Linked DNA regions of Mus musculus: all the other regions are linked to region 2. A link is a loop called in an ENCODE intact Hi-C map of the cell type or tissue named here. Cell type or tissue: heart. All regions are shown on one strand. Each heading gives the region's core, and the rest is flanking DNA. Links, peaks and the distances in the headings are about the cores only. Region 1 holds the start of 1700109K24Rik (RIKEN cDNA 1700109K24 gene). Region 2 overlaps Rbfox2 (RNA binding protein, fox-1 homolog (C. elegans) 2). Region 3 overlaps Rbfox2 (RNA binding protein, fox-1 homolog (C. elegans) 2). Region 4 overlaps Rbfox2 (RNA binding protein, fox-1 homolog (C. elegans) 2). Region 5 has its middle 6.2 kb from the start of Mb.

Evidence for each region. Peaks named below come from ENCODE experiments on the same cell type or tissue, not always from the same donor. Only the 100,000 strongest peaks of a DNase experiment are listed, where the experiment ranks them.
Region 1: a loop joins it to region 2, with 2.4 times the contacts of the local background. A loop is called at or near these places in 7 of 42 quality-filtered maps.
Region 3: a loop joins it to region 2, with 6 times the contacts of the local background. A loop is called at or near these places in 7 of 42 quality-filtered maps.
Region 4: it touches region 2 in a loop (5-fold over the local background); 3 of 42 quality-filtered maps call a loop at or near these places.
Region 5: a loop joins it to region 2, with 2.8 times the contacts of the local background. A loop is called at or near these places in 4 of 42 quality-filtered maps.

Annotation. Positions count from the first base shown.
Region 1 is chr15:77,083,001-77,089,302 of GRCm38, forward strand. It overlaps Rbfox2 (RNA binding protein, fox-1 homolog (C. elegans) 2), which reads right to left. Exons shown (of 14, transcript NM_053104.6): 12 at 3,067-3,155; 13 at 2,578-2,650; 14 at 1-1,206. The coding sequence ends at 1,162. It overlaps 1700109K24Rik (RIKEN cDNA 1700109K24 gene), which reads left to right and starts at 1,398. Exons shown (of 3, transcript NR_108037.1): 1 at 1,398-1,862. In heart, for the core only: no CTCF peak of the experiment used is centred there; a DNase peak (open chromatin) is centred at 2,991; H3K27ac peaks cover 1,187 bases.
Region 2 is chr15:77,216,952-77,223,253 of GRCm38, forward strand. The region is part of intron 2 of Rbfox2 (RNA binding protein, fox-1 homolog (C. elegans) 2); the gene reads right to left. Among named protein-coding and RNA genes, the nearest start is that of Rbfox2, 87 kb to the right of the region's middle. In heart, for the core only: a CTCF peak has its summit at 3,338 (motif pointing left); a DNase peak (open chromatin) is centred at 3,330; H3K27ac peaks cover 1,328 bases.
Region 3 is chr15:77,075,839-77,082,140 of GRCm38, forward strand. Rbfox2 (RNA binding protein, fox-1 homolog (C. elegans) 2) reads right to left here. Exons shown (of 14, transcript NM_053104.6): 14 at 3,152-6,302. Among named protein-coding and RNA genes, the nearest start is that of 1700109K24Rik, 5.4 kb to the right of the region's middle. In heart, for the core only: a CTCF peak has its summit at 5,718; DNase peaks (open chromatin) are centred at 3,823, 4,163 and 5,123; H3K27ac peaks cover 880 bases.
Region 4 is chr15:77,104,428-77,110,729 of GRCm38, forward strand. It overlaps Rbfox2 (RNA binding protein, fox-1 homolog (C. elegans) 2), which reads right to left. Exons shown (of 14, transcript NM_053104.6): 6 at 1,150-1,242. Among named protein-coding and RNA genes, the nearest start is that of 1700109K24Rik, 23 kb to the left of the region's middle. In heart, for the core only: a CTCF peak has its summit at 2,953 (motif pointing right); no DNase peak of the experiment used is centred there; H3K27ac peaks cover 1,543 bases.
Region 5 is chr15:77,025,810-77,032,111 of GRCm38, forward strand. It overlaps a transcript of Mb not described here. Among named protein-coding and RNA genes, the nearest start is that of Mb, 6.2 kb to the left of the region's middle. In heart, for the core only: a CTCF peak has its summit at 3,743 (motif pointing left); DNase peaks (open chromatin) are centred at 1,502, 2,102 and 3,632; H3K27ac peaks cover 3,721 bases.

The DNA of each region.
Region 1 (6,302 bases), core at 886-4,885, 130 kb before region 2:
GGCTTTCTGATGCCTTTCTTACTCTGTACTGACTTCGTGCTGCAAGAAAACGAAGGGATATCGATTGAACACCCCCCTTTTCTCTTCTACACACTCTTTAATGGCTCTGAACAATTTGTACTTTTAATCCTCATACTGTGCCCAGATACCTGGGGGGAAATCTGGCCACTGACTATTCATTCTTCGGTTCCTGGATCCCAAATCCCTGAATCTTGAGGACATGGGAGCAGCATGTTAATAAAAGAACAGAGGAGTTGCACAGTGGCTCAATTAAAGGGGCAGCAGCCCAGCAGGAATGCTGAGGTTTCTGAAAAGAAAAGAAACAAGTGTTTTCCTATTCTGGAGCTCACTCCAAGATCACTGTTGTACTGAGGTGTTTCTCATCCACAGTCTGAGAGCGTGCTTGGAAATACCAGCACTGTAACTCCAAAAACCATGCCAAACACTCTCAGGCTGTGCCTGTAAATGATTGTAAAAAGAATATGAAGGCAGGAGGGAAGAGGAGAGAAAAGAATCTTTTAAATTCTCCTGTTTTGCAAGCACAAACTCCTACCTAAAGGCATGTGGATTCCAGCCACAGCCAGTCAGAGCCTCCAGCCACAGCCAGGCCAGGAGGGCACACTGCTGCAGAGCTGGCCTCCACTCTGCTTATCCCCCCAGCCATCAGCACCAGATCCACTTTGGTAATTCTGTCTGCTGGCTTCTGATCAAATACATGTATCAGCTCCTTCCTCCTCGACTGTCTCCTCTGTGACCAACAGAATAAGCTAAGTGTGGACATACAGACGTGGAAATGCACTATCTTTTTTTTTTTTTAACCACAGTTTTAAAAAAAGCAAAAATAAAAACAACAAAAAAATTCCCAAACAAAAAACAAAACAAAAAACCCCCAAAAAACCAACCCCCCTCCAAACAAAAACAAAAATTCAAAAAAAACAAAACAAAACAAAAAAAGCACAATCTTTGGAACAAAAGAATTAAAGGCAGAAATTTAAAGGAAAAAATACATATTCAAAGAACATAGTGAGGTATAAAAAAGTATTCTCTCTTTTTTGTTTGTTTTCCTCTTCATCTTGCTATAGAGTCCTCTACTAGTAAATATTGCAATAGCCAGGCCTCATGAACTGGGGGCTGTCCCATTTGCAGGGGTCTCACGTCACTTCAGTAGGGGGCAAATCGGCTGTAGCCACCTCGGTACAAACTCGCCTGCAGTAAGTAGAGACATAAGAATATTGAAAGAGTGAGAAAAGCATAGGAAATGAAGCAAGATGTCCAGAGAGGACAACTCTCTCTCCTGGCAACCAGACAGTGGAGACATCACAATGGCTGACTTCACAATTATATGACTAGGCACAGAGAGTGGACCTGATATGGTTTCTATATGCCTATCTGTCTTTGTAATGCTGCTACAGTCCTGGCTGAAACTGGATTGCTGACCTCCCTTCAAACATATGACTGTCAGAGTGTGCTACCTTTGACTACTTCTTGGTAGAGGTGGTCACATCCTGTGTTCAGGATGATGCCACATTTAAACCCAAGATAATTTTTCAACCAATGAAACAGATCTCCTCTATAATCTATAAAATACAGTTGTTTCTCTGTATCCATGGGGTACTGATTCAAGAAATGCCCATGGATGCCCAAACTGCAACAACTCTGGTCTCTTGTTAGAAAGGTTTACTGTTTGCATATAACTAGACCTGTCCTCCTGCATGACTCATCTATACAGCACCAGGAAAGACTCACAGAAGGCTTAGTGCTCTGCAAATGGCTGCTACACTGTACTGTTGGAAGCTAACAAGGAGAACAGGTCTACATGTGTTCAACGAAGATAATGTCCCGACACTGTGGCTTCGTTGGAGGTATGTGTGTGCTTGCTACTCTGCTTGTTTCCTTACCTTGGTCAACTGACTTTCTCTGGTATCTTATTTCCCAGGTCTCTTCTCCTGGGTCTGGGATTTTTCATTTAGCCTCACTATGGAGTGGCCTGCCCTTGCAACTATGAATACCAATCAGTAAGTAGTAAAGGCATCTAAGCCAAATCCAAGAAGGCAAAGTGAGAACATCAGTTCTATGGATTATTCTAGACTTGCTCTATATACTTCTTCCATACTTCCCTACAACTACTACTAGAAACTGCCTCTGCAGTGTTCACAACACTGGAGTCCCAGTGCTATATACCAGAAGGCAGGAAGGCAGCAGGCACATTGTCAGGCATCAGCAATTGCAAACTGAGCACACCGAGAGCTTGCTGGGAGAGCTGGACACCTTACCACTCCTAAGCCTTTGGTACTATCAAGAACACTATGCTTGCTACTGGATGCACCTGTTAAAGGAACCCATTCCCTTTGTTCTCTCCTAAATGATGCCATTACTTGGGAAAATTGTCACCATCAAGCCCTCCTTCCTACTGCCTTTCCAGATATACAGGTAAAGCAAGTGACATAATTCCCAGGGTCTCACATGGCTTCCACACTTTGGCAATGGGTGAAATTACAACGCATTACTTTCCCAGATCTTTCAAAATTTGCATGTAGAGGAGTAACATGGCTTAAGAAAAAAGGTATATAAACTTACCACAGCGCCAACTCCATAGCTGGCGGCAGGGGCGAGGGCATGGTAGGGGTCAGCTGTGTACACCCTGCCGTAACTGGAAAGGAGAAGCATGGGGGTCAGACAGAAGCAGTTGAGACCGAGACTGAAGGCCCTGTGCTGCAGACCAGGACTATTAATAGGGAAAATGGCAGATGGAAGAAGTTTTCCTATCTCTGTTCCTGAGTGCAGTAACTGGGAAATCCTGACTACTATAAAATGGCAAAGAAGGGGTCAAATGGGAAAGAAGACCAACTGTATTCACAGCCAAAGAAGAGACAGAACAAGAGAGCAAGTACAGGAAGAGGCTAGGCCTGGGTGCTGTGTGGCAGAAGCCATGAAGGACAGACTCCAGAAAGAGCCAGGCTGGCAGGAGCCCAAGGACTCAGGGCAATTCTGGAAATAGTGAAGGGCGAGAGGAATGCTGCAGATAGCATGGTGCTCAGGGCCTGCTTGCTCTGGCTCTGTACATACCCGTCGCTGTAAGCGGCTGCAGCGGCTGCAGCAGCTGTGGCTGCGGTTGCAGTAGCAGGCTGTGCATATCTGTAGGCTGCATATCCACCCTACAGGAGAGAAGAGAACTGACTTTACAGCTACCTCTCCCCGAGACAGACACCCCTCCCCCCAGACAGACACACACGTGTAGACACAAGGACAGACACAAACACAGACACACATGGAAAGAGATGTTTCAAACTGCACCAGTTTGCATGTTCCTCCTATGGTAGGAAATCAAGCTTTAGCCAATGTAGAAATTTGCTTTCCAATTTGTGACAGTAAGAAAAATAAAGTATACAGGTACTACCTAGTAATTTTAAGAAATACAGATATAATTTTGGATCTTACTTCGCAGTGTTTTTTTGGAACTCTTGACATGGAAAATATTCATGAAATGTTAGGAGAATTGAGTCAACATTCATGTAACAGTTGAAAGAATTAAAATTTACTATCCCTATCAGTGTCAATGTCAGACTCTCTGTACTGGGATTAGCTTGTCACTAAGAATGCAGCAGGTCACAGGAAGATCTAACCCAGAGCTTAGATCCATCTGGCAGAGCATGTCTGTCAAGAGCAATACTGAGAAGGAAGAGCCAAGCAGACCAGACATCAGAGAACTGCCTGTGAATCAATAAATCTGCTAGTTAGAGTGGCTAGGACAGAGATTGTGGCCTTAAAAGCTAACCGCTTAACCCTATTTCTCTCCAGGAAAACCTCAACTCTAGCCCACATTCCAGACTTGGGGAAATCAGATTGCAAATGGCTTATGAGTGTTTGACTAGCTCTGATGAGGTCATACATGCCTCAGCTGCTTCCTTTTCCCACAGCAACCTTTGGGAGCTTTTTTTCCCAGTGGATCATATACCTTCTTGAGAAGTCCTGAGGAACTCAGAGCCATCACAGCCTACTACTCCACCTGCATTTTGATGAACTAAACAAAGGCAATTGATGTGTGTATGAACAGAGATGTTCCTTCTGGAAGCACTCAAGGACAGTGAGGCAGGGTGATACAACTGGTATCATTGTATCCTTCTATAACCTACCTACTTTATCTGATTCAGAGATACTTAAAAACAAAACCAACCAAACAAGCAAAGAAAAAACTCCAAAAACCCAAGACAGGGTTTCTCTTCGTAGCCCTGGCTGTCCTGGAACTTGCTCTGTAGATCAGGTTGCCCTTGAACTCAAGAGATCCACATGCCTCTGCCTCCTGAGTGCTGGGATTAAAGGTATGTGCCACTACCACATGGCCTGTTACACATTTTTATTGCCATCCTTTGGCTGTCAAAAATATCTGTTCAGTTGGTCCAATTGACTCAGGTGGTTCAGTCATGAATCACACATAAAACAGTGTTTATTCCTGTAGAAGGCCCACATCCCATGTCAGCTCAAGTATCCCATTCTTTCCCCCCTTTGAATGCTCATTTTTTTTTTTTTTTTTGCTAACTTTGCAAGAGATATTCTACATTTCCAGTTTTTGGGCCATTTTTTAGGGTTGAAGAGATGTGTGTGTTTGTGTGTGTGTGCATGTTCGTGCACACAGATTTGCCTAGAGACAGAGCTACCCTAGGCTGTCTAGGAACTTGCAATGTAGAACAGGCTGGCTTTGAACTTACAGAATACCTGCCTCTTCCTCCTGAGTGCTGGGATTACAGGTGCTACCATGCCTGGCTAAGAAGTATCTTCTAATGGGACCCTTGCCTTTCCATACCTAGCAGTTCTGTGTGGCTTCCCTGATTCCTGATACCTTTCATTGTGGAAAATTATTTTATGAGCTTGTAAGTTTTCTCACCTCATATGGCTCTCCCAGTCTACGCTGTAAGAATTCAGGGTCAGCAGCTTCAGATACACATTTAAAGCGCACTGGCTCTTAGCTGCTACGCAGCACTCCTTTGCTGTCACCCTTTCTACAGGTGCAGGGACAGTCTGAGTTACCATTATCAGACCCTGTAATGACATGGCCAAAGTGGAGTGTGGCAGGAAGCATCCTTGTGACTTTCAGCCATATCTACTACAAGAGCAGGCTGGACTACCCCCCCCCCCCCCGAAATCCCTCACAACTGGCTCCACAGGGCTAGCTCCAGTCTTTTTGACCTCAGTCCTTAAGCCTTCACAGAGGACACAGGGTGATGAAAACATTGGTTAGAGAACAAAAAGCTCATGGTTATAGCTCAGTCTTTACCTGGATCATGAAGGCTCAGCTGTTCAGTCTATGTAGATATGGTTCCATTTTTCAGAATGGAAGCTGAATCTTTAGTGAGCTGTCTTTGTAATAAAGGTACTTTGATACTATGCTTTCTCTTCAGCATTCCTTCAAACACCAAGATAATCTTCACAATTTTAGAACTTTAAGATAGTGAAAGCAACTACATCTTGGTCTATGCTTAGCTAGGTATAGCATTTACAGACTGAAGCAGGTTCTTTCTGATGGTTTAGATTCAGGGCTGACCCGGGGGAGCTTGGCGGCTACTGCATGCTGTCTCCAATTGCAGCTCTGAGTCGTGGCTGCTAACAGGGAGGATGGGCTCCTAAGCAAGGCAACTGACAGCAATGGTTCCCTCAGTGGCTTAGGTCCTTCCTATCAGGGAAGAAGTGGGCCTTCTTCATTGCAGTAATTTGCTTTCACGAGCAGGCACTGACTTTGGGGTCTGAAATATTTTATTGACACCGATGAGCTTGGGAGAATACTGGCAACAAGGAGAACAACATTAATGCTTTTGATCATCAGACGTCTTTTAACAGAAGTCATTTAAAGGAGGGCTACTTGTGGGCGGTATGGGTAACACTTTATCAAGGCAACCCAGCACTTCACCCCCGTCTTATGGGAAGTGCACTGTGCACCAGGAAGTGATCCTTCTCACATACATCTTACTCCAGAGGCTTTCTGCTTTTGCTGACATTAGGTATTCCACAGACCCTTACATAAAACTCAGGACAAAATTTACAACAAACAATTGACTTAACTGCATTCTAGGTTTTACAGTGTACAAAGATTCCAGGCTAAGATTTTCCCATTCCCCGATTTGACTTTAACGAGTAAATTTGAAGGCACTTATATACAGAACATGAGAGCAAAGTGCAGTTTGAAACACCAAGATTTTCATTACTGTTTCTTAAAATTTTCAAAAAGAACAAGGTGGGAGTAAGGAGAAGAGGGCTCAGGCGTGGGGGTGGGGTGGGGGTGGCGCCACATTAATATTAATCACATTAAA
Region 2 (6,302 bases), core at 905-4,904:
TGTCTGTCAGGAAACTGTTCTGGAGAAAGTGCAAACTGCTAATAAGGGCCCTCCCTGTATCACAGGCCCAACTCTTTACCAGCTAGAGTATAGGCAAACTGTGGCCTGGGGTAAGTTCAAAAACACTCTATGACTTGGTTTCCCCAACTATAGAACCAGAATGACATGACTAAACCCAGCTCTGACCTTCAGTGAGCTAAAGATGCTGCTGCTATTCTTACCTTGGGCTGTTAGAAAACATGCCAGTGAAGAGCCAGGGCATCAAGACAAGTAACTATAGCTCATTCCCTAGAGCAGACTGATAGTTCAGGTCCAGTCAAGACACAGCTCTGGAGTATAAAAGAAAATCAACTAGCAGAAAACAATAGGATAATGTAAAATCACCCGACACCTGGGATGGGCACTTGTTGGCTTATAAAGGAACACTTCCCAACACCTCAGCTCAGAGGGGCTTACAAGAGCCTGAGCTAGCCTTCACACCCCACATAGAAATGATGACTGCTACATCTGAACGATGGATTAGGGCCTAAACGAAGGGGCTATCTGCACTGGGCAAATCCTATGGTCATAAGCAACCTCACAATTGCCTGCTCTCAGCAAACTGGCAACTCTTTCAAAAAGATGCTCAAGGGACTAGAGTTGCAGGAACCAAGGGAAATGTCTTCAGATTAGATCAGCAAAGGCCTCTCCAGTTCCACACAAAGTGCTGCAGGGATGATGTGCTGGCCAACACACAAGATTTACACAATGCATTCCCTGAAAGCCACACGTGTCAGGTCAGAAACACTGCAGCCCTGCCACAAATGATCCCCAGAGGGGCCCTTGCCAGCATCCTACTTCTTCTGCTGTCAGGATAGACACTCAAGCAGGCCTAGTGTGTCTACTTTACTCAGCAGCTCCCATTACCTAAGAATTAGCAAATGCTTGCTTACTGTCCCACTTCATTTACCCTTCTCTTCCTAGCATAAAAACCATGCTTTCCAGAATAACACAGATTTTACATCACAGCCATGCAGAGGAACAGGACTGGGCAACAACAACACAAGGAAAAGGAGCGCTGGTCGACCCTCCCCCTGCATGGAAGGATATGTGAATCTGCAATGCAAGGAAACCAGACTCAAAGGGCCACATACTATCAACACGCAAAGGAAAACTTGTTGGGAAAAGTAGACCTAGTGGCTGAGCACAACTTGAGGCATGGGTGGAATACAGGAATTAGGAAGGGATGACTAAGCAGCTTCAGATGAAGTGATGAGATTGTTCTAAATTAAATCTGATGCTGGGATGGCTGAGCAACTCTATGAATGTAAACAAAGTCAGTAGACTTCTATATGCTAGATGATTCAGCTGTATAGCATACAAGTTCTATCTCAGAGCTGGTGTTTTTAATGTGCTAAGAAATTACATCTTTCTTCAGGAAGGTAAGTTGAGGAGACATGAATTTTTCAGCCAGCCGTCCAGTTTCCAGTGCCTGCCAGCTCCTGTCTATCGCTTCTCTAGCCCCAGCCTCTGTTCCTCGCAGGATCGGGGTCAGAATTCCACCTCCGACTCCTACAACGGTGGGACTCACATCAACTTGATTTGGTCTCACAGTCAGTCAGCCCATGCTCTGTCATCACTTTAGTGTCCTGCCCCACACATCTAATTGTTCCTTTGTGCAGCAGGGAGTGAAGTCACACAGAGACAGACACTGCCTTGAGAGAGGGCAAGATATGCACTGTCCCGCCACCTAAGAGCAAATGAATATATGGGTGCTTCAACTCTTGAGGGCCAAGAGCCAAGATTGAGTCTTTTTAACACTCCCTTTCAGCTCCCACTTCTGTAAATTGGAAACGCCACCTAACACAGTTAATATATGTAGCTATAACAAAAGTTAAACAAACAACAAAGTCTATGTGAATAATTACTATGGTGTCTATCACCCGAAAGTACTCGATAATAAAATCAATTATAGAAACTGTGCACCCAGTTTTTATGTCACCTAACCAGCAGGTTGGCCTCCGTGTCGAAAAGCCGGTGATAAAAGCAATTTACTGGACCAAGCTGCTCATAACCACATCCTAGATGACCCAACCCAGTTTGCTCAGGTCCAGGGGGATACTGGGTACTACTGGTATGCTCTTCAATTTATTTTCCTATTTTCCAAGTCACTTTTGACCTCAAACATGCTAAAAGAACTGCCTCTCCAACTTTCCATTCCCTCCTCTACCACCATCTGTATTTATCATCTTAATTATGACACTTCTAAGTCACCCTGAATTACTATTGCCCAGTGAAGCACTAATAATCTTCCTAAGTGTATCATGAAAACTTAAGATTGACATAGAATTACAGGGGAACTTGATACTCTCACAGAATACTAGGAAGCTATTAAATAAAATCTGTAGTTAATAACATGAAAAGAAATTTCCGGTAGAGTAGACTTGAGCTGGAAGTCTATTTCAATACAACTGACATTCAGGGAAAATTTTTTTTAAATGTGCATATACACAGAGCAGCTGCATACAAACAAGACCAGAACAATGAATAGAAACATTGAACATGCTAGGGGAAGTTTTATTTTATCTTTTGATCTATTATGTACTATATATTTTCTTTGATGGATGTGTACTGCTTTTAAAGACTTTAAACTATTAATTCAATGACTCAGCAACTAGCACATGGCTGTGAATCACAAGGACAGGGCTCAGAGTTCTCCCACCACCTACCATACACAACTGACAAATGAGTACATGTTTCTAGGCTTGGAATCTGTGACTGGAAAGTGAAGGGGAAACTCCTGGCTGAGTACTTGGCAGTGCCCTCCAATAAAGATCAGCCTGTGTTCTGCTATCCCTTCTCCAACAATGGCTGTCCCTCGGTGAGTGTGAACCAGAATGCCCTGGAGAGCATGCTGGAATGGGTTGCTGGACCACATCCTCTTAATTTCTGGTTCAGTAAGCCTGGGAGGCAGGAAGACCATAAGCTCCCAGGTGGTGCTGAAACTGCTGGCCCAAAAGCCACCCACCAAAGACCATTTGACACACAGACTATAAGGGCCTTTTTAGATCACTGTTATTTCAGGGCTACTTCCTTACTGGATATGAAATAATGTCTATAACAGATCTAAATAACAGATCTACAGTGTAGGATAAAACACCTCAGGACACTCTAAGAACTGGGTTTCTACTAAAGTGGGCAAGAAACAAAGCCAAATTCTAATGTGGGTAAAAAACATCTGAGAATGTTAAGGCAGATCAAAGAAAATGCAACTTGTCCAGGGCAAGCAGCTCTGTGCCCCAGTAATAAGTTCACTACAGGCCACTGGCTACATGCTTTGCTCTGGGTGCCCTCTGCTGACAGAACTCACAGAGCCATCTCACCTTTGCTCCTCCCTTTCCTCCTCCTACCCAGGAGATTTAAGAGTCCACAGTAGATGACTCAGATTGCAAAAGGGTTTCCAGTTAAGAAATTTTCTTCAGCCCACAGTGAGCAGCAGAGTTCTCCTGGCAGCTTTCTTAGGCCCTTTCCATATGTATGGCCCAGCCTTATCTTGTCTCCACATACATTAACTGACCAGCATGTGGTGGGATGGCTTTGTGAGTGCTAAGGCAAACTTCAAACGTGACACAGGAGAAAAACTGTTCTCCTAAAGGGCCCAGTATAATGTGAAATGTTGCTAGTTATCTTGAGCACCTCTATTGGAGAGAACTGTACCAGCACTATTCTAGCTAAAAGCAAGAGCTACAAATTGTCTTCATGTCTACCTTCTCCAGTTCTTCATTTGAGAAAACTAATGGGCCCCAATGTCAAATGACAAATATGAGCCATGAGAATCAGCAACAAACCCAAGATTCAAGGTCTTTTTGTTATTTAGAACATCCCCCTTTTGTTAGAGAGGGTCTCACTATATGGCTCTGTCTGGCTAGAACTCGGAGAACTCACACACACACACACACACACACACACACACACCTGCCTCTGCTTTCCCGAGTGCTGGAATTCAAGACCTAAGCAGAACACTTCTTTCATGCAGCCTGATGTCTTTGATAAGACAACCACATCTTAACCGCCTCTATAAATGGGGATAAGAAGAACTAGCAAACGTGTAGCTATCTCACAGTGGTGGGGCTGACTTTTTCTAACATCATGACTAAGCTTTTCTTAACAATGATCTTTCACTGATAGCAATCTGTTTAATTATTTCTCACAGGCCCAAAAGCTAAGCTGCATGGGTTTTTAAAAAGAAATATCTAAATTAGGGGTCAGTTAGCTATGGTCTATGGGCCATATCAGCTTGTCATCGCTCTGTCTTTGTCTCTCTCTCCTTCCTCTTCCCTCCCTTCCCCTTTCCCAGGTGTTCTTGTGTACATATGAATATCTATATGTATAGAGACCCAAGGGCTACCTTGCTTTTTAAGACAGTGTCTCACTGGGACCTAGGGTTTGCCAATTAAGTTAGGCGGGCTGTCCAGCAAAGCCCAGAGATCTCCCTGTCTCTGCTCCCTGGCGGTGAGACCGAAGAAAGTCTACCCTGTCCAGCTTTTCCATGTCTGTGGGAGATCAAACTAGGGTCCCTGGGCTTGTGCACCAAGTATTTTGTCAGCTGAGCCAGCTCCCCTACCCCAGTCTTGTATTCTTTTTAAGATATGAAAACAAAAATCAAAAGCTGTGAAATGGGGCTGAGGAGATGGCTCAGTGGTTAAGAGCACTGACTGCTCTTCTAGAGGTCCTGAGATAATTCCCATCACCCACATGGTGGCTCACAACCATCTGTAATGGGACCCAATGCTCTTTTCTAGTGTGTCTGAAGACAGTGATAGCATACTCACATACATACATACATACATACATACATACATACATACATACATACATACATGTGTGTGTGTATAAAGCAGGTGAAACTTTTATTAAAAATTTTAATTTCTCGGCCCACCAATGAAATGTTATCAGAGCTGAATTTTCTGTTTCTGTCTCCTTCCCTCAGAATTAACAGAGTGGATGGCCCACAGAGCCCACTTACCTAGCCTAATACTTGACATAAACAGCCACTGAGATGTTGTTTTGGGGGCCTTCATTTTCATAGGAAGTTCACTATCCATGTGAGGCCTCTACCTCTGCAGTCGCTTGCCCAGCACCTCAGCATACTGAGCATGCCTGACCCGTCCTGTCTCCAGAGGCACTGTGGAAGTTCCTAGTGCGCTTGCAGTTAATATTTTTCAGCATTCCTTTGTACAATAAGGAACAAAACCTCAGAGAGGTAAAATACCAGGCCCAAACTGGAATTTCGATCTGACACCACGCCCTACAATCATTCTCCAGTGGTTTTCAAACTGTTCAACTGTTCAGCTTCAGGGCCTCCCAAGTGAAAGAAACCAAGAGGCAGGCCCTAGCTCCCCCGTATTTCCACCAGAACTGCTCATCACTTACCTACCTGTACAAATTCTGTCCCTGTAACTCATGTTATGCTGTGAGCTATAAAATTACTTCGGACACTTACATGGCTTCCATTCCCCTCCCTTCTAGAGCATGACATTTAGATCCCACCCTTTAGCAATGGTACCAAAAACTTTTAAACAATATCCACATATAAGTTACTAATCTTAACTACTAGAATTTAATAATGCAAACTCAAGAGTTTCATTAACAGAGCATTTAGGCCATTGCAGGGCTACACTCTCTCTCTGGCCTCCAAGAGCTGCCACAAGGAATACCATGTTACCTTGAAGCTATAAAGCTTTGCCTGACCACACAGTACAATCCTCTAACATCTGGGACTCCTGGGCTGCAAAGATCTCTGACATAGTGGCAAGCAAGCTGCCATCTCCCAAGAACTTTATCTAGGCTTCTGTTCTCATCCCCTGACTGTGAGGTTAACATACCTGTCTACTGAGTATAGTCTGTAGCATTTCATCCACTTTCGTTTGCTGCCCTTTAAGCCTCCAAAGAAATTCTCTGTGTGGCAATAAACTGTAAGACTCACCAAATCATACTTGATTGCTTTCTTATTGCATCTGAAGAGGAATTATTTTACAAAGTGTCAAGCCTGTAAGTCTGGAGTCCAGTACATCTCACCAAACAGAACCGGGTATGACACATCTTACAGCTTCTTATCAAACTCGCACAACACTGAGAATCTTAATTCCCTCATGTGCCAGTGAAGATTAAAATTCTGTCCCCTTGCATACAGATTTCTTGGGGGTCTCACTGAGATCAAAGAGAACCAATATGAAGATAATAGGGAGAAACAGGGCAAGATATAATCTCTCAGTGAAGGGGAAGTTAATGACTATAGAAAAATCCAATGTAAAACAAAATTC
Region 3 (6,302 bases), core at 1,970-5,969, 140 kb before region 2:
AAACTCACTGGCTTATTTTAAAGTTACTATGTGCACATCATTCGTGGTGGGTAGAAGAGTGAATGTAGGGGAAGGCAGTTGAGAATGGAGATGCTGTGGGCTATACCAGCGAGTGTGCAAGGCTGTGCCACTGTGTGCCAGAAGCAGGAGAAACTTGGTGTGGGAGAAACATTTATGAGAGACGGTTGCTGTCGGCCGACACTGGATCATCAGAGCCTTGTGGACAGTGAATATCAATGCTTGCTCTAAAGACAGCCCTGTCTTATTAGGGAGAAACATTCACTGTGAGTCAAAAGTTCAAAAATAGGGGCTGGAGAGATGGCTCAGCGGTTAAGAGCACTGACTGCTCTTCCAGAGGTCCTGTAGGCATTTGACCCCTCTCCCTGAGGACTTGGACTCTTTCAGCACTTTGGATAACCAGTTTGAAAGCTGGGCATTTTGGGACTAGAGAGATGGCTCAGTGGTTAAGAACATTGACTGCCCTTCCAGAGGTCCTGAGTTCAATTCCCAGCAATCACATGGTGGCTCACAACCATCTGTAATGGGATCCAATGCCCTCTTCTGGTGTGTCTGAGGATAGTGACAGTGTGCTCACATATATAAATCTTAGAAAACAAAACAAACAAAAAACTGGGCACCCACAGTGACCAAACCACAGTGATGCACTTTAAAGACTTTTAAAAAATTTATGTGGGTGTACATACAGGAAGCCAGAAGAGGGTGTTAGATTCCCCTGGAGCTAGAATTAGAAGTGGTTGTGAGTTGTCCCATGTGGGTGCTAGAAACCGAATTTGGGTCATCTGGAAGAACAGCTAGTACTCTTAGCCACTGGGCCAGCTCTCCATCTGGGGACACGCCCACTTGCTTTTTGACTTTCTTATTAATGACTAGCTCACTAACTGCTGTCACAGCCTCGTGAGTCATCTGCATACCTGAGTGCTGACACTGAGTGGAAGCTCAATGGAAGTGCAGGGAAGGGGGATGGAGAGTTGAGCTAGTTTTGCTGGTAGACTGGTAAATGGATCTTCAAGGAGCTGGATACATGGTTGCTCTTTTAGAAGAAAGCAGCCTGACTGAGGAAGCCAGGAAAGCCAGCAGAAGCCTGTGGCCACCCTTTTCTCATAACTGAGATAGACAGATGTCACGCACCTTCAGAGTGATGGGTGCCATGGAAGGGAACCAGGGAGGGTCAAAGGACAGTGCTGGGAAGGGACTGTGCAGATGGGTGGTTAGGTCTTCCCAGAAGGATGCTTAGATCATGACCAAGCTAGAGCTGAGCTTGGTTAAGAACCGAAGATAAGAATGAGCTCAGCTGGCTGGGCAGGGCAGAGCCAGGCCCAGAGGCAGGAGAGAATAGCAACTCAGAGCTCAGACCTGTCTGGCGATGCTGTCCCCATGGGAGATGCAGGGTAGAGGAGAGGAGGATGAAGGGTTTATGGGCGGTGCTGTTAGGCTCAGTGAAAACTGATCAGGAAGAGAATGGTATGGGTGATTGAGCAAAATATTTTATTTCTTTAACAAAGTCTCACTATGTAGACTAGGCTGGCCTTGAACTCAGAGATCCACCCGCTTCTGCCTCCTGATAGCTGTGATTAGTGGTATTCACCATCCCTCCTGGCCGGAATACAGGTGTATGCCACTTTCTAGTATACCATGTTTTGGTCAGCAGACTCCTTTGGCCTTCTTACCATTAGCCTTCTTTTCCCAAGCGCTTTAGTTACCACAGTCACCACTCACTGCTCAGTTCACAGCCCCAGGGAACTGCTGTGGCAGGAATGGCCCCCCATCTTTGATGCTGAAACCCTCACATCCAGTTATCAAGCCCCCGAAAGCCACCTGTATCACCTTTTTACCACACAGAGCTTCTGGTGACTGGATGTGTCCCTAATGGTGAGAAACAAGCTTCCACTGGCAGCTACTCAGTTTATGGTACAGACTGTTGTTGGATTTAGTGACATTTTGAGATGTACTTAGGGCCAGAAATACACCAGGCAGACAGGATCTGGGCTGCCTGATTGGCCTCTGCCATTTCCCACGTGGCTTAGGACAAGATCCATGACTCAATTTCAGCGCTCAGTGAGAAGACATGGCCAGGCTCAGTTTCTGTCTCCTCGGAAATGAACACACTATCCTGTCACTGTGTCACGGATGTACAAACACAGCCCGGGTCAGAGTCAAAGGCCTTTAGTGGCAGTGGCAGTGTGGGTGGTAAGAGAATCAGCACAGGGGACACTCCAGTGAGCCGCAGCTCTCCAGGCATGTGTTGCTGCTGTGTGTTTGGGGAATCTGCCAGTTCTGGGGCCCACAGAGGCAGCCGAGAGGCCAGAGGTCACTGTGCGGGACAGCACCTGGGACTGACCTGCTGCGCTCACATCATGGCTGATTCCTCATCCGGAAGACTGGGTGGCAGGAGAGTGAAGGGCAAGCAGAGGCAGAGGGTAGCAGCTTTGTCTAGGTTGCCATGGAGAAGAGAGCTTGGGATTTTAGTGGGAGAAAAAAATTAAAAAATTTAAGATCGAAAGCCTTGGTCAGGAAAAGGGAAGAGAGGGGACAGGAAACCCTTAGCTGATGAAATGGGAAGGTTAGGTGCAGAGCACGGGGATGGGGTGGGGTGTGGGGTACCTCACCTGAGAGCTGAAGACCATTAGGGCAGGTAAGGAGAAGGAAGACGCCAAGGTTACATATCTGGCAGCAGAAATCCACTTGGGAGTCTGGGAGGATCTCCATGCTTCCTGTGACTTAGAAAGGCAGTGATCGGGGAAACTTTAGGTATCTGGGATATCGGCAGAGAAACGACCAGGGAGTGGTGGTTGACGGCCAGTCTAACAGCAGAGGCATTCCCCACGGTGATGGGGATCAGGAGACAGGCAGCAGAAGCCAGGGAAGCAGGCACTTACCTCAGGAGTGTTCAGCGGTTCAGTGGAGCTGGCAAATGGTGCCAGGGGCCCTGAAAGTGGCGCTGCAGCTGGAGGGTGAAGCTCACCTCAGACGGATGGCAGCCTGCTGCCAGCAGAGCAGCTGGAGGAGCCACCTCACTCCTAGCTCCTGGCCACCCAGAAGCCTTTCAGGAAGAAGTGCTATGGGTTCTCTTCCTCTTTCCAGGTTAGAGCCTGGAGTTCAGGCAAGAAAGAAGGAGCCAAAACGCCAGGGGTGGTGTTTCTCTCTTTTATTTAAAAACAGTGCTTCATTACCATTTGCAAAGGCTGAGGCAGGGCCCCTCCTTTGCTAAGAGTTTATAAAAGCCAGCAACATGATCAATAATTTATACACATGGAGAGTAATACAAAAAATAATGAATAAAAGCTAAAGATCTAACTACTCAACCTTCACAATTCCAGCTACTTGATAATAGGAGTAACCCAATGAATACTGTATGGTCTGAAAGCTACTATACAATATGATTCTTAAGGAGGAAGAGGGAGGGAGGGAGGGAGGGAGTTAGAGACTGTCACAACGCCCTGGGTGCTTCTCTGGAGTTAGCAGGGAAACAGGACCCTGGGCAAGCAGCTCGGGTGCCCTAGGAGGTGATTCTGGGAGAGGATGGTGGGAGGGAAGGAGACACAGCGGGGTGGTCAGCTGGACAAGCATCCGCATGTGCCCCCCATGTCCCAGTGGTGCCTGTCCTGCATGGGGAAGCCACATGTGCCAGGCAGGCCACTCCCTGCCACAGGGGTGTGGAGAAGAGCGAGGTTCTGTGGTACTTTTGAGCCTTGAAAAGAGAGAGACTCAAAACCTGAGAGCCTCAGTTCACTCTGCAGCTCTAACTTGCACGTGTCCGCCCCAGGGTGGCTCTAGCTATTCACAGGCTGAATGCTGACGGAGGGAAGTCATGTCTCTTAGGGGAAAGGATCAGCTCATCACTCGCTATATAACGCAGCCAAACGGGCTGCCCAACAAGCACGCACACAAGAAATACTGTTAACAGAAAATACAAGAAACCACCTAAGCTAGGAGTCCTGATGGGGACAGACAGCGACTAAAGCGCGTCAGTCCCCGGAAAAGACAAACCAAAAGCATTTTCTGAAAAACTCAAAAACTCGCGTGCCCCTGGGAATCTGGCATTGGTAACCGGAAGAGGGAGGGAAGGAAAGAGCATCGCTGTTCCCTTTTTGCCTGCCAGGGTGAAAGCAGCCCCACCCAGCGCTGGCAAGTACAGAGGGCTGCCCCCGAGGTGGGAGGTCTCTGCAAAGGCAAGGGTGAGTTTTGGCTGATGGGCAGTTCTCAGTTACCAATCCCTGCCAGCCAGCACCGCCATGGCTGAACTCATCTACCGTTTTTTCCTGAGTACACTGTAACTGGCTACAGTTTCGGTAACTTGCATAAGAACATGGCTTCCACAGCCAACCACAATACTTCAGGGACCCGCGCCCCCTGACTCACTTCTATTGCCTCGCTGAAGAGTTTGGCAATCTGTGGTAGTTGGTGAGCCTTTCGAAAGGAAAGTTGCCAAGGGACTGTCCTGCACTCAGTAATCTAGAGGGCACATGCTGGCTTAGGACACCCAGAGCCTGCTTGGGATGGGGCCCTGTTTCCCGCTCTAGCCCAGGGATGGCAACTGCCTGGCTGATGAGGAAGCAAGGAGAAAGGAGGTACACAGGAGAGGGGATGGGTGGGAAGAGGCTTCCGGACAGCAACATTTCCAAAAATATAGTGTTTTATGAAACAGAGAATCAAGTGTCACTGGTGTATACTACAAATGATCAGACATTCTCAAGAGCATGACAAAAGAAAACACACGTTTACATTAGATGTTCACCGTGCCCACTATTGTTTCCTATTTGAAAACAGTGCAAACAGGTAACTTATGCTTTAAACACCAAGACCCCTTCCCCACCCCCCAAAGTCCCTTTCCTCCTAATATCTGGGAGAAAAGTCTGCAATTTTGCAAACATTGCCATGCTAGAGGTTTGAGTAGTGGAGAACTGGCTGGGCCAGAGGGGAAGGTTGGCCAGGCAGCTTCCCGCCCCCTCCCCCCCTTCCTGGCACACCCGAGTTCCAGACTGCCCTTGATTGGCCTTGTTCGCCTGGCGCAGGGAGGGGCGCACTATGCTCTTCTTGCATAGGCTCACATCCTTCTCATCTCAGTGTCTGGAAGCTACATGACTAGGTACAGGACGGAGGTGGTCGCGGACCTGCCCGCTGTGCCTCAAAGAAAGCACAGCCTAAACCAAACAGTTCAGCCCCGAGGAGTCCATGCTTGAGGAAAAGCCACAAGCTCTCCTTAAACTAAGAGCCAAGCGCCAGGCAGTTTCCAAGGGAAGGAAACACGGCTCAGTTCAGACAGCGGCTGCTGCAGGGTGGCGGTGGTGGAGGTTCCTGGAAACCTGAGAGCCTTAAAATGACAAGGAGCATGGTGCTTCTGGGCTGAGGTTGAACTAAGTAACACAGAAATTCTAGAAAAGACCTAAGGCAGCTCTCCGGGCTGAAAGAGGAACATCCAGACAAACATTTTCACTACAAGTCTCCTTAAAGGAATCCAGCTTCTAGTAATATTCGCAGCATAGAAAGCCCAGGCCACAGAGGCCTGCAAAACTGCAAACACCCTTCTCACACTGCGATTCAGCGTCAGCCATCTTTTTGAAATCATCACCCAGAATCCTCTAACAGAGTCATAAAATGCCCGTCTCCTCTAGCCTGCTTCCTAAATCAGTCCAACAAGCCAGCACAGTGGCCTTGAGGATCAACCATGAGGCCAACATAGTGAAATCCAGACACTTGGGGGAGCCAGCTCTCAGTGCTCACCCTGAAATCCAACGACCTTTGCATAAAAAGCCAACTCCATCTAGTCTTCCTTGGAAAAGGGCCTGAGGAAGTGGCATCGGAGAGTGTCCTTGTCCACGCAGCAGAGATGCACTGGCAAACAGACTGGCCTTGGAGGCCTCAGCCAGAACCAGCTGAACTGAAGTGCATGAAGGCCCCTCAGGCCCTGCAGCATGGGCCATGGGACTGTCCTCTTCACCCTGCGTGGCCACCCTTTCCTGTCTAGGAAAGAAGAAGCCTTCTTCAACTCTCTCTCCCTTCCTACCATCTGTGGATACAACTGTTGAGAGACTGGCCTCGTCTCCACTAGGTGAAGGGCTTGCCTTTCTGTGAGAATGGCCCTTATTAAACAAAGACCCAAAATGTCTGTTCCTTTAGCCAGTAAATTTTCTCAAAAAGAAACAAGAGAAAGAAAAACCCCTCTGCCCCCATTCTCTAGAACTCCAAAAGGCCCCAGCCCATCCCTTCCCCTTACTAAAATATTTATGTACATACAATGAAAACTGTCCTAATAGCAACAACAAACCAAACTTTGGCTTGGG
Region 4 (6,302 bases), core at 709-4,708, 110 kb before region 2:
CAAACTGGAGTTCAGTAACTCTGAGTAAGATGCGCAAGGGGGAAAAAAATCACCATGAAGTCAGTAACCAAACAGCTCAGACTGCTACAAGACAGGATGTACATCCAAAGTCCAGGCGACACCACCCACAGCAGTGGAAATAAAAGGGGCGGGAAGGGAGAGAAGCAAGTCAAACCACATCTGGTAGTGTTAATGTGAGATGGCAGATGGACTTTTTCTCTCTTAATTGTTTTGTGATTACATTTTAAAAAGCTTCTTCTCTAGCACTTTCAATTCACTTACCGCCAACGGGCACCGCCAGCATTGTGTATAGTTACCATGGAAAGAGTGAGGCAAGTGAAGGGCCCTAAATGCTAAACCATCGGAAAGGGGAAAAAAAGCAAAATATGCAGACATCTTACTCAAATGGTGGCTTTTATATTTAATACTTTAAAAAACTGGGAAAGGGGAGAGGAGCCAGTTAACCTTCAATTTGTTAGTCACTCTACGCTGGTGAGCCCAGGGCTGACTTTGCAATCACAACATCTGTCCATCAGTGCCACCAGCTGCCCCTGAACCCTCTGTTGAGACTGTTATTTGTCACCTTTGGAGTCAAGCCTTGAAGTTCTTGGTATTAAGTAAAATTTAAAATGATCAGAGTTTTGGATTCTGACCCCCCAACCACTATAATCATCTATCCACACTTATCCAACACACTTGGAGGGGAACTGGCCTCCAAGACACAATGCTACAAGCTAGATGGTTTTTAGACATTTTTGAAATTAGTTTTGCTTAGGCCTCATTATAGGAACTCAGAGTCTTGCAAACTGAAGCAAAGGAAAAAAAATCGAGAGCAGAAGGATGAACATTTTGGAAGAGGGAAAAAAGTGAAAAACAGGTAAGCACACATCCCCGCCCTCCAAATTAACCCTCGAACAACCAAGAGCAGGGGAGAAGCTGACAGAATTGTTACTTTTACAGTGTAGTGCAAGAAGGTGAAGACAGACACAGACAGGAGTGCACACAGACAGGAGTGCACACACAGAGATAGGAATGCAAACATGAACAGGTGTGCACACATGGACAGGACAGGGTCCAAAGGTGAAGTGAGGCAGTACACAAAGAGAAAGAAAACCATAAACGAGAAATTGAATTATTGAAGACATGCACCTCGATTTTACGGCCCTCTACCACGGTGCCGTGCAATTTCTCCCTGGCCCTGTCTGCATCAGCACTATTCTCGAAAGTTACGAACCCGAATCCCTGCATGCAGCGGGAGAAGGGAAAACATGCACATCGTTATATTGAAATACTCATCTCTTGGTAAACAGAAAACATCACAGTATGAAGTGACGCCAGCACAACTAACACCAGCAATTTCTTCCAAAGGCACATTTTTGATCCATGCATATTTCATAAAGGGAAATTTAAACCCAATAAAAGGATAAAGCACTGTAATAATAACAGTAACTTAATTAACTGTAATAACAATAAAATAAAATATAATGTATGTGAGGCCAGACCAAGACTAAGGTAGGAAGTTACTCAGGTCAAACTATTCAACCAAAAATCTGAACATACAAAATCAAACCAAACCATAAAGCTATTATTATTATTATTATTATGTGCACATGTATGCACTGGTGCAGGTGGAGGGCAGGGCAGAGATAGTTGCAATGTCTTTACTGACTGCTCCAACAAGCCATCTCTCTCTAGATGTTGTCGCCGTTGTCATCGTCGTCGTCTTCTTCTTTTTAACTGAGCACTGAGGATCAAACCCAGGTCCTCATGCTTGCAAGAGAAGTACTTTATAAACTCAGCAATCTTTCTAGATCCTGTTTTCTCTCAACTGACTCTCTGACCCTGAAATCCATACTTCTCTGCTAACTGCTGTGTAAAAACTCACATTCAAGGTTACATAACGAGACGTAAGGGAGTTAGCTCAACCCTGTTTTACCTGGGTCTTACACTACTGTCTTTTGGGAGAAAGATAACTTAAGACAGTAGTGAGGTCTAGTTCAGTGGGTAACAGCTGTGCAAGCAAGCATAACTATCACCGGAAATGGACAACTAGGATTTTGAGATTGGTACTTTATGGAAAATGTGTGTATGGCTGAATTTCTGGAAAAAACCTATATTATAGATCTGTTGATGTCTATCTCTGCTGTAAGAGGCAAATTAGTGATTTTTTCCCCATGAGGAAAAGCAGGAATAGTCACGTGAACAGGCATCAGGAGTGAAGAATGTTAGTAACAGTGGTTATCCACTGTTCAATAGGGAAGAAGCCATGAAGGAGGTAATGCGGCAGCTGCCATGTGGGTCAGGATTAGAATAATGTGTCCTGTATCAGATACAAAGACAGCTCACAAACAACAAGGCCAGGGGCTAACCTACCCTCTGCTCAACTCTGCTATTCCCAGGGACAGCTCACCCACCACAGGACGACAGCGTGACTATCTCATCAAGTGCCCATCCCCCATATCTATAACTTTATGTCACTTTTCTAGCATTTTACACCTGCCAAGGGGAACTCTCAGGATCCTCCGAGGAGTCACTGAAGCCTAACAGCACAGGTATGCCTCCACATATAAAACCCCATCCTAATCAGATTTTACAGAGCCAGGAATGGTGGTGTGCTCCTTTAATCTCAGCACTAGGGAGATAGAAACAGGCAGATCTCTGAGTTGAGGCCAGTCTGATTACAGAGCGAGGTCCAGGAGAGCCAGGACTATCCAGAGACACCCTGTCTCAATCAAGCAAAAATTAAACCAAACCAAACCAACAACAACAAAACAAAAACAAAAAACCAAACCAAACCAAACAACAACACCGACAACCCCCCCAACAGATCTTTATAAAAGCAAGGATGTGCTGATCCTCAGCAGGCTAACTGGTCGTGTTGGGTAGGTGGTGTCTGAAAGATTCCAATAGCTTATCTCTGCCCGAGCCTGAGTACCACTATAAATACCACAGGAGGGCAGGCTCTGTTGACAGAGGACAAATGAATCTTCACTGTGGTGGAATACTAGGGTAACTTTTTAGCACTCTCCTACAGAATGTATATACTGGTTGAAAATAGTAATAGGAAAGTATTTTCAGAAACAAATTTAATACTAACATGTTGTAGCCACTTTGACAACCCCGAGGTACTAAAGGCAAATTATGAAGGATGCCAGTCTCTTTTCTCAGAAGATAAACAGACTCTGAGGACAAGGAGCCAATTCTACCCAAGAGTCTATCACCTGGCAGGCAAGGCAAGCTGGTTTAAGAAGGCCAGGAGGTGAGGGAGGAGCTTGGGAGGGTGCCTGAGACGGCCAGAGACAGCAGGTCCCTCTGGAGCTGGACTTACAGGAGGGTGTGAGTTGTTTGACTTGAGTTCGAGGAACCAAACTTAGGGCCCCGTGCAAAAGTAACACGCACCTGTATGTAACTTGCCGCCCCACCTCTCCTGCTCTACATCCGAGCTTCTATGTCAACCTAAGAAGAATTATAAACTACATCCCAACTGCTTCTCAGAGTCACAACTCTTACGTCTTTGGTTAAGCCACTAAATTGTAAACTGACTCTAAAGTTTATGTGAAAATGCACACTTGGTTCTTACACTGTGACGGCCTATATGTGCTGTTTACCGACACCCAAACTGTACACACACCCTAGTACAACCATGGGGACAGTGCAGCAAGGACAGATGGAGTAGATTCATTCTAAAGGGAAAGAGATGATTTCAAACGAGAGGGAAATGCCCTCTGACATTCAGTGACTGGTAAGGAAATCAAAACTCAAACTTTGCCAGTCTGTGTGTGGCCTCTATTTACTAAGTGACATTATTCTGCAAGTCCTCACTTGCTTTCCAAATCCAACTGAGAAATGGCTCTGATATCTTCTCTTCCGGGATGTGTGAAGGAGACACCAGCAACACAGTGACTATGTCAAAAGAACAGACATGGTATCATAGGCACTGACAATTCTTGATCTGCAAATGACAAAGTTTAATGTTTAGTATCTATGTTAGATTTCCCAATAGTGACTAGTTGAGGGAAAACCTGCGTTTTCGACTGTCTGTATTAAAGTGTTTTATATTCTAAGATGATCAGATGCTAAAGGAAGTGCTAATCAAGATACCACAGACATCAAAACAAACCAGTGTTTCCAACAAGTCTTCCCTGGTGCAAGGAGGAAGAGGGCCTGTGTGATGGTTGGGACTCTCTAATAGGAAACAGAGGTAAGATTTCATTTTTTTTGAAGAAAATCAGACCCCGTGTAGGCAGAGTAATGTTCACCACCCCCAAATTCCTCACATCTTAATCCCTGAAGCTGCAGACTATGTTATCTTGCAAGGCAAAAGGGATTTTGTAGATACGATTAGATGAAGTGATTTCAAGGTAGGGAGACGAGCGTGGCAGTCCAGGCCCTCACAGTATTTATAAAGTAAAGGAACACAAGCATGCGGGACCCCAGAATCCAGTACCAGCAGCTTCTAAAGGCCAGGTTGCTCACACTGGCCCTGAAAACAGAGGGGGCTGTAGCAGCGGGCATCCTCCGGAGGCCCAGAAGGGCGAGGCAGGGATTACAGCCACAGCTTTTCTGGGCATAAGGGTCACCCACAGGAAAATCTGCTCCAGAAAATCAGGCTTTAATGTACCCTATCCTTCAAAAATGAACTGAGAGTAATCTCAATTTGAATCTTTAGTCTTAAGGGGGAAAAAAAAAGCCATGTCTAAATTCAACACATTTTACCTGAGCAGTTAAAAATGACCATAAAGTTAATTTTGAAATATTGAGCTGAACCTGCACTAGTCACTAGTATAATAAATATACCATGTAATTTGTAATAAAAGTATTACTCAGAAAATTTTACTTTGTTTGTTTGTTTTTGAGACAAGATTACCACCTACGTAGTCCTGCTGTCCTAGAACTAACTCTCTATGTAAACAAGGCTGTCCTCAGAGCTGTACCTGCCTCTGCCTTCCAGAGTGTTGGGATTAAAGGTGTGTACCACCACACCCAATTTACTATTAAATTCTTAGTTCAAGTGTGTAAGGCAATGGTTTTTATTTAACCCCCATTAATAAAAATAGATAACAAAAAGTAAACTTGTTTTTCATTAAGAAAAGATGTAACATTTGCTTACACTAACACTGCCCAACAGAACCAGTGCCTCGTAGACTTTAAGTCTTGACAGTCACATTAAAATAACAGAAGGAGATTAACAACACATTCAACCTAGTGTATAACACGTTTATCATCTCAATATGACAGCAATAGGAACACCCCACCCATGCAAGAGGGCCGGTGTTCTCTCTGTGCTAAGCCTCTGTAGTGTCAAGTGTGTGTGTATAGTGCAAATCTCAACTTAGACTCCTTCATGTCTCTAACCAGTGGTGCCACAGCGCACAGCACAGGTCCATACAGACTTGTTTTAGGGTTCTCAGTCCTGTCAATGTTAATGAAACTGCTAGGGTTGCACCAGCAGCTTCCCAACTGTTTTAGCTGTACTTAAACAGAGCATCATGTTAGGTGCACGGCTGTGGTCCAACTTCCATCAGAAGAATAGTGTGTTCCTACCTGCCTTGCCACCCATTTATCATAACACAAAGGAGCCGAGTAACTGTCACCTTTTTGGTCTGGCCTCAGGGTGTAATAAGTAACAATAAGTAACAAGCAATAGGATAAACAGTGTAATATATATATATATATATTTTAATTTTGTATAAATTTTGAATTTTTCCATCTCAGAAGAATGAGAAAGAAAATTTACCATGTAACTTTAAAGGGAGAAATCAAAAGCAGATGGATCTCCTGGGTATGGCCAGAACACAGAAATTAAAAAATAAATGAAAGAAAGAAAAAAACAACTAAAACCCATAAAGTGGTAACAAGAAAAATAAATGAAGCCTTCTGGACATACACATTATTAATTCAGTTTTAAGTACAGTAGAAAACATTTCATGCCATCATTATCTATCAGTTTTACTGACAATCATATAGGCCCACTTAGCATTCTTCAAAGAGAATCTTTTGACCATGTTTGGAAGTAATAATTTCTCTTCATGTGCAATCAAAAGCCAAGGCAATGGCTCTTGTGTCTGAGGAGAAGAGTGTGCGTCTTCCACACTCGGGCCTGTCCTGAGGGATCCACCTGAGAGAGGGAAGGAGAACAGCTCGGGCACAAGTCAACACATACGGCAGCCACCACAGAGACGGCTTGGTAGCTGGTGACAGTGAGTGAAGAGAGTGGGAAGCCCCACGCTCAACAATGGGACGAACTCAGGAGAAGGTCCTCGGGCATGGGATGCTGCTAGCACAAACAACTAGAGCACAAG
Region 5 (6,302 bases), core at 1,299-5,298, 190 kb before region 2:
TGGTCAGTGCTTGTTTACAGGAGCTGACCCTCTGCAGCTTCCACTCCTCCCCTGACACACACACACACACACACACACACACTTCTCTGGTCATTGAGAGTATGAGTTCTGGGTACAGGAAGGGAAGACAGAAGGAAAGAGGCCAACTGTCCCAGGATGGCCAGACCACTTGGTCCACATGCTGGGGAAGGCACTGGCTCATCCCCTGACAGGCCTGTCATACCAGCAGCTCTAGGTCCTACCTTACAGCACTGGCATTCTGTGCAGAAGTCACACTTTATTGCGCGTCCCTTGGACAGTACCACCCAGCTCTGTTGTCTTCCAGCTTCCCAGAGTTGTCTGGTGGTAACCAAGGTAACTAAGCCCTCATCAGTCCCCCAGTGGTATGAGGTATTTACCTAGGAGCTCTCACGGGTTTGGCAGGTGCCCCATGTGCCATCTTGGCTGGGAAAGTCTGTGGCTTGAAGGTAGATGGGCTTTTTAAAAGCTTTACCATGTAAGCTGTCAGGGTGGCAGGGGCAATTGTGTATACTTACCCTGTCTCTGGGTTGCTATGGAGACCTGGAGCCAGCCCCTGTTTGGTGCCTATTAGTCTCCCTGTGACAGCTGCATCCTGGCCAGGCTAGGAGGCTGCAGACCCACCATGAGGAAGCCTGGTGTGCAAAATTCCCCACAGCCTGGTTTCCACACTCTTGTCACACATGTACACATATGAGTTTGCTAGACACCCACGTAACGGGCTAAATTCCCAAGGTAGCTTGACTCTCTGCCTATCCCAGAGTGCTTTGCATCCCCAAGTGTGAGACTTGTAAAACCCACCTCAATAGTCTCAAGATCCAGGGGCTGGAGAGATGGCTCAGTGGTTAAGAGCATTGACTGCTCTTTTAGAGGTCCTGAGTTCAATTCCCAGCAACCACACCGTGGCTCACAACCATCTGTAACAGGATCTGATGACCTCTTCTGGTGTGTCTGAAGACAGCTACAGTGTATTTGTATAAATAAATAAATCTTTTTTAAAAAAAGAAGTCTCAAGATCCTTGGATAAAAGTTCTCATGTACCAGAGCCTTCTTGTTTACGTCTCTAGAACCTTGGCTTCTAGATTCCAGGATTGTAGACATCTAGGGATGGAGACTTCTAGAACAACAGGGACATGTTGTCTAGATGCTAAAGAGGCCTCATCCAATTTTCCTCTGAACATCCTCTACAGACCACCCCCTGATATCTGCTTGGATGCATCTAGGGTCAGTGACCGTTACCCAGAGCTGCACAAATTCTTTCCATTGACCCAGATGTCACCTGCATAGCACCCCCTCTTTGCAAGCAAGGACTCTGCTTGCTGCTGGGGTACAGAAGGCCTGTTGGGTCTCACACAAGCAGGGGTTGGAGGTCCAGACTGCACCTTCTGAGGATTCTGAACACCATTCTGGACAAAGCAAGCCAGGAGCTTAGTCTGCCAGCGCCCACTGGGCAGCTCTGTACCCGGACAGCTCTGCACCTCGCCTCCCTCAAGGCCCTAGACTTATCTAGTAACTTGGGAGCTTGACAGCCTTGTGGCAGCCAACAGATCTCTCTTGCAAGGTCAAGAGATGACTCCTTTGGACTCTTCTGGAACTTAGGACCCAGTGGTGGCAGGGAGCTCTTGGTTCCTAAAGCCTGGGCCCCCTCCTTCTTCCCTCCTTGATCTGAGCATGGCCTCTGCCTGGTTTCTCCCACCTCCAGCTGGGATGCATCTCTGGCTAAGTCCCACCTCTGGCTGTCTCGGGCCAGGACATATGCACAGCCAACCTGTTGTTGGCAGAGCCTGGGAGGCCCTGATGGGGTGGGGGGACCCCCAAGTTTTCTTTGGATCTCTCACAAACTCACCACCCATGGCTGGGCGCGACCCTTCTTAGGGTTGTTGTCATACTAACCAAGCCAACCTTTTCCCTAGATACCCTCAGGAGCCTGAGTCAGTGACCAAGGCTGAGAATAAGGGAGGTGCCTCACAGACGCCAGCAGATGCACAGGGAGCTAAAAATACGGTCCACACACAGGCTGCTCCTTCCCCAAAGGCCCTTAGGGGCTTGTTGGAAAGACTGGCAGGCACACAGGATCTGCTTGTCCCCGTCAGCAGGTGGCCCAGGGTACTGGCCTCCTTCCCTCTCCCTCTCTATGGCCCCCCTTCCATGTGTCACCTGGATGAGCCAGTCTCCCCCCCACCCGCACAGTCCCTCATCCCAGGGGCTGCCCATCCCTCTGCTTTCTGAGGATAGCCCCTCCTCCACCTTCCAGGCTCCAGTAGAGGCTCTGCCTTCTTACCTCTCTGTTTTGGGGTGTAGCTAGTCTAGACCAGTAGAGCCCCATTTTCACTCTGCAAGAGCCTTGGAACCAGGATTAGAGACTCATGGGTGCAAAGCACAGGTCTTGCTCCAGAAGCAAGAGACCATTTCCTCTGAGGCAAGCATGAGAGAGCAGTGCTGGAAGCAGGGGCTTATATTATACATGCATGTGTGTATACACACACATGTACATATGACACTATATACACACATGTACATATATACACACACATGTACATATGACACTATTCCCTGTGAAATGGTTATGGGGACTGTTTGTGTGTTTCCTTGTTTTGTTTGTTTTGTTCTGTTTTGTTTTAAAGCTAAGGTCTCAGGCTAGCTCTGAACTACCCTACATACACACTTGTATTTATGACACTATTCCCTGTGGAATATTCCCTTCTTTGTTTTGTTTGTTTGTTTGTTTGTTTGTTTTGTTTGTTTTGCTTTGTTTTGTTTTAAATACAGGGCCTCTTGTAGCCCAGGCTAGCGCTGAACTACTCTACGTATACACATTTCCTGTGGAATGGTTATGTGAACTATTTGCATGCTTCCTTGTTGTTTTTTTGTTGTCGTTTGTTTTTAAGACAGGGTTTCATGTAGCCCAGGCTAGCACAGGGTCTCATGTAGTCCAAGCTCTGAACTCCTCGTGAATCCAAATGCTGAGATTACAAACATCCACCACTATACATGTCCTCTGTGAACTTTTTATAGTCAGACAACAAACTAAAATAATAAGGCACTTAACAAATATAGTGGTGAGGATGGAAGGTAAAGCAGGTTAAGGGGACCCTGGATTTCAAATGCTAGCTGAAAACATTCTTAGATTTGGGGCTGTTGAGAGTGAATGGTTTCACTTGACAGTAGAAAGATAATGATTTTAAATGGTGAGAGACGGGTAAGTAAAGATATGGAGGATAGACCAACATGATGATGGCTTTGGATCGGCAACACTCCAACTCTCCATAACCACGGGGCTCTAACTAGTCAGTTTGTCTGTAGAATCTTTCTCATAGAGACTTTACACAGATTCCACAAACACACCCTGCTCACTGCACACCGGAGTGTACCCTCTCCCTCCTCCCAGAGCCCTTCCTCTGGGGCAAGCATTTTTATATAGTCCCCGCTTTTACACATGAAGAAACAGAGACACAGAAATTTAGGGACCTTGTTCAAAGTCAGCCAGCAAGTCCGGATCAGAGCCCAAGCAAGGAGTCGGTGTCCACATCTGTGCTCTGTGGCTCAGAGATGTCTGATCTCAGTTCCTCCCCTCCCCTCCTCCTCTTCCTGGCAGCACTAATAAGTACCAGACCTGAGCGTTCTGAAAGCTTATTTCGGTGTTTGGATTCCATCCAGGGTCTCAGGGTCCTGAATGAAATGGTTGCTTTCCCAGTGACTGTCAGCTGGGGAACCTGCTGCCATCTAGTGGCATATGGAAGAAATGCTGCTACCTACGGCACTCCTTCCACCACTCACAAACTGAGTGTGTCTGTCTGTGGTCACTGCTTCTGGCCCTGAAGACAGGTGATGCTTTCCACATTGTTAAAAGACGAGTCATCCACACTCTGGCTCCCAGGGTGGCAAAGTCATCCTTGTGAGGCAGAGGTTGTGGAAGGACTGTCAGGCTGTGTCTGGCTTGGGGATTGGCCTGTGGGCAGAGGGGATAGTTGGCTGAAATGAGAGTAAGAGGGAGCACAGTACATGGGTACTAAGGAGGGTGAGCCCTGTGTGGGAGGACTTGAGGGTGCAGAATTGACTGTGTTGGATAGGCCTCCGGTGGCTGAGGAGAGGCCTATGTCTCCTGGATTTTCTAATGTGGTGGAAGGAGGTCGCTTTAGCAGTGTGTGAATGGCTGTGCAGGCAGCTCAGCTGGGGCGTGAGGCTGGCGAGCCACACAGCTGCCTCTGGTGCCATCCTAAACCATTTCTGACTCAAAGAAAGAGTGGTTACCTCGTTTCTTCCATTTATAAATGAGAACTTCTCTATTTGTAAAATGAGAACTTTAAAAGGCATTCTTTCTCAAGTGTCATCCTGAATAGTGTGTGTGTGCATGTGTCTATGTGTGTCTGTGTATATGTGTGTTTATGCATGTGTCTATGTGTATGTGTCTGTGTGACTATGTGTGTGTTTGTGTTTATGTGTATATATGTATATGCATGTGTATGCATGTGTATCTATGTGTAGTATATGTCTTGTGTATATATTTGTCTTGTGTCTGTGTGTTTGTGTGTATTTATGTATATGTGTGCATGTATGTGTTTGTGTGTTTCTTTGTGCATGTCTGTATGAGCATGCATGTGTATGTGTGTGTGTGTGTCTATGTGTATGTTCCTGAGTGTGTCTATGTGTCTTTGTGTGTATGTCTGTGTGCCTGTGTGTTCATGTCTTTGTGTATGCATGTGTCTACGTGTCTATGTGTGTATGTATCTGTGTGTGTATATATGTGTGTATGTCTGTGTGTACCTGTATAGATGTCTGTGTGGGCATGTTTGCGTGTGTATGTCTTGTGTCTGTGTGTGCCTATCTGTGTGTCTGTGTGAGTGTATGTGCCTGTCTGCAAGCGTGCATGTGACACCCAGAGGAGGACATCCAAAGGGTGACCTGCTCTATCACTCTCCACTTTATCCCTTCAGCTGAGGTCTTTCACTGAGCCTGGAGCCCGGTGCTTTCCAGTTGGGCTAGGCTGGCCAGCAAGCGCCCACTCTCAGCCTGTCTCTGTAGCCCAGTTCCCATGACCGGCACTGGGGTCCCAAGCACACACGGCCATGCCTAACTTTCCCTAAGTGCTAGGGTTTGGAACGCATGGTCTAATGTTTGTATAACAGTCATGCTTATCTGCAGCACCCCATCACAAGTGCTAAAGCAGGGAGTGGATGTAAACTCGAAGGGCCTGGTATGTAGTAGGTACTCTATAGCACACTGTGATATAAGTACTGAGAAGTCATGAGACTGACCTGTTCCATCAACACATATATAACATGTGCATCATGTATGTAATATATATATATATATATATATATATATATATATATTGCATACGCATGTATGTGGTGTGTGTATCCTATAGGGGGGTCATGTATGTCCTGACCTCCACACAGAAAACCTTTGTGAACTTAGTTCTCTCCTTCCACCGTTGTGTGGGTTCCAGGACGCAAATGCCTTTACCCACTGAGCCATTTTGCTGGCCCAGTTGGAGGTTTTTATGAGCAGAAAGAGGAAAGGATGTGTTAGAAAGAAAATTCTGGAATGTGCTACATTTAGCTATGTGGGCTTGGCGGGTGCAAGGGAGAAGAACAAGAGAATTAAGCAGACAAAACCAGAAAGGATCATCTTACAAGCCTGACTGGGCTCTGTGACCCTGCCTTAGATCCCGACAGCTGACCACCAGAGAGCTTGTCCTATTTATGTCTGAGCTTTCCAGACAGAGTCTAGGCAGATCAGAAGCAAGCACAGACTGATGGACCACCCCTCACCCACAACTTTCCTCTGTTTGTTCTATCTCCCTAAAGGTACCACAGGTCCACTGTCACCAACACAGCCCCTGCCCCCCAATTCCCCTATAAAAATACCCTTAGCTCTGGGCTCAGCAGACACCGTCCTCTCTGCTGCTGTGACCTATGGGGACCTGTCCCAGGGTTATATTTCTGGATAACACCTAAAGAGTCCCAATAAGCCCTGTTATTTCAGATATTTTTTTGAAAAGTTTTGACTCACCCACTATCCCCAGCACAAAAACTAAAGCACCCAGGGTTGTGGGGAGGGACTGGGCTTGGTTGCAGGTGACACCAAACTTCAAATAATAGAGTCCCAGAAGATGGTATTAAAGCCGGGCAGTGGTGGCACACGCCTTTAATCCCAGCACTTGGGAGGCAGAGGCAGGCAGATTTCTGAGTTCGAGACCAGCCTGGTCTACAGAGTGAGTCCAGGGCAGCCAAGGCTACACAGAGAAACCCTGTCTCGAAAAACCAAAAAAAAAAAAAAAA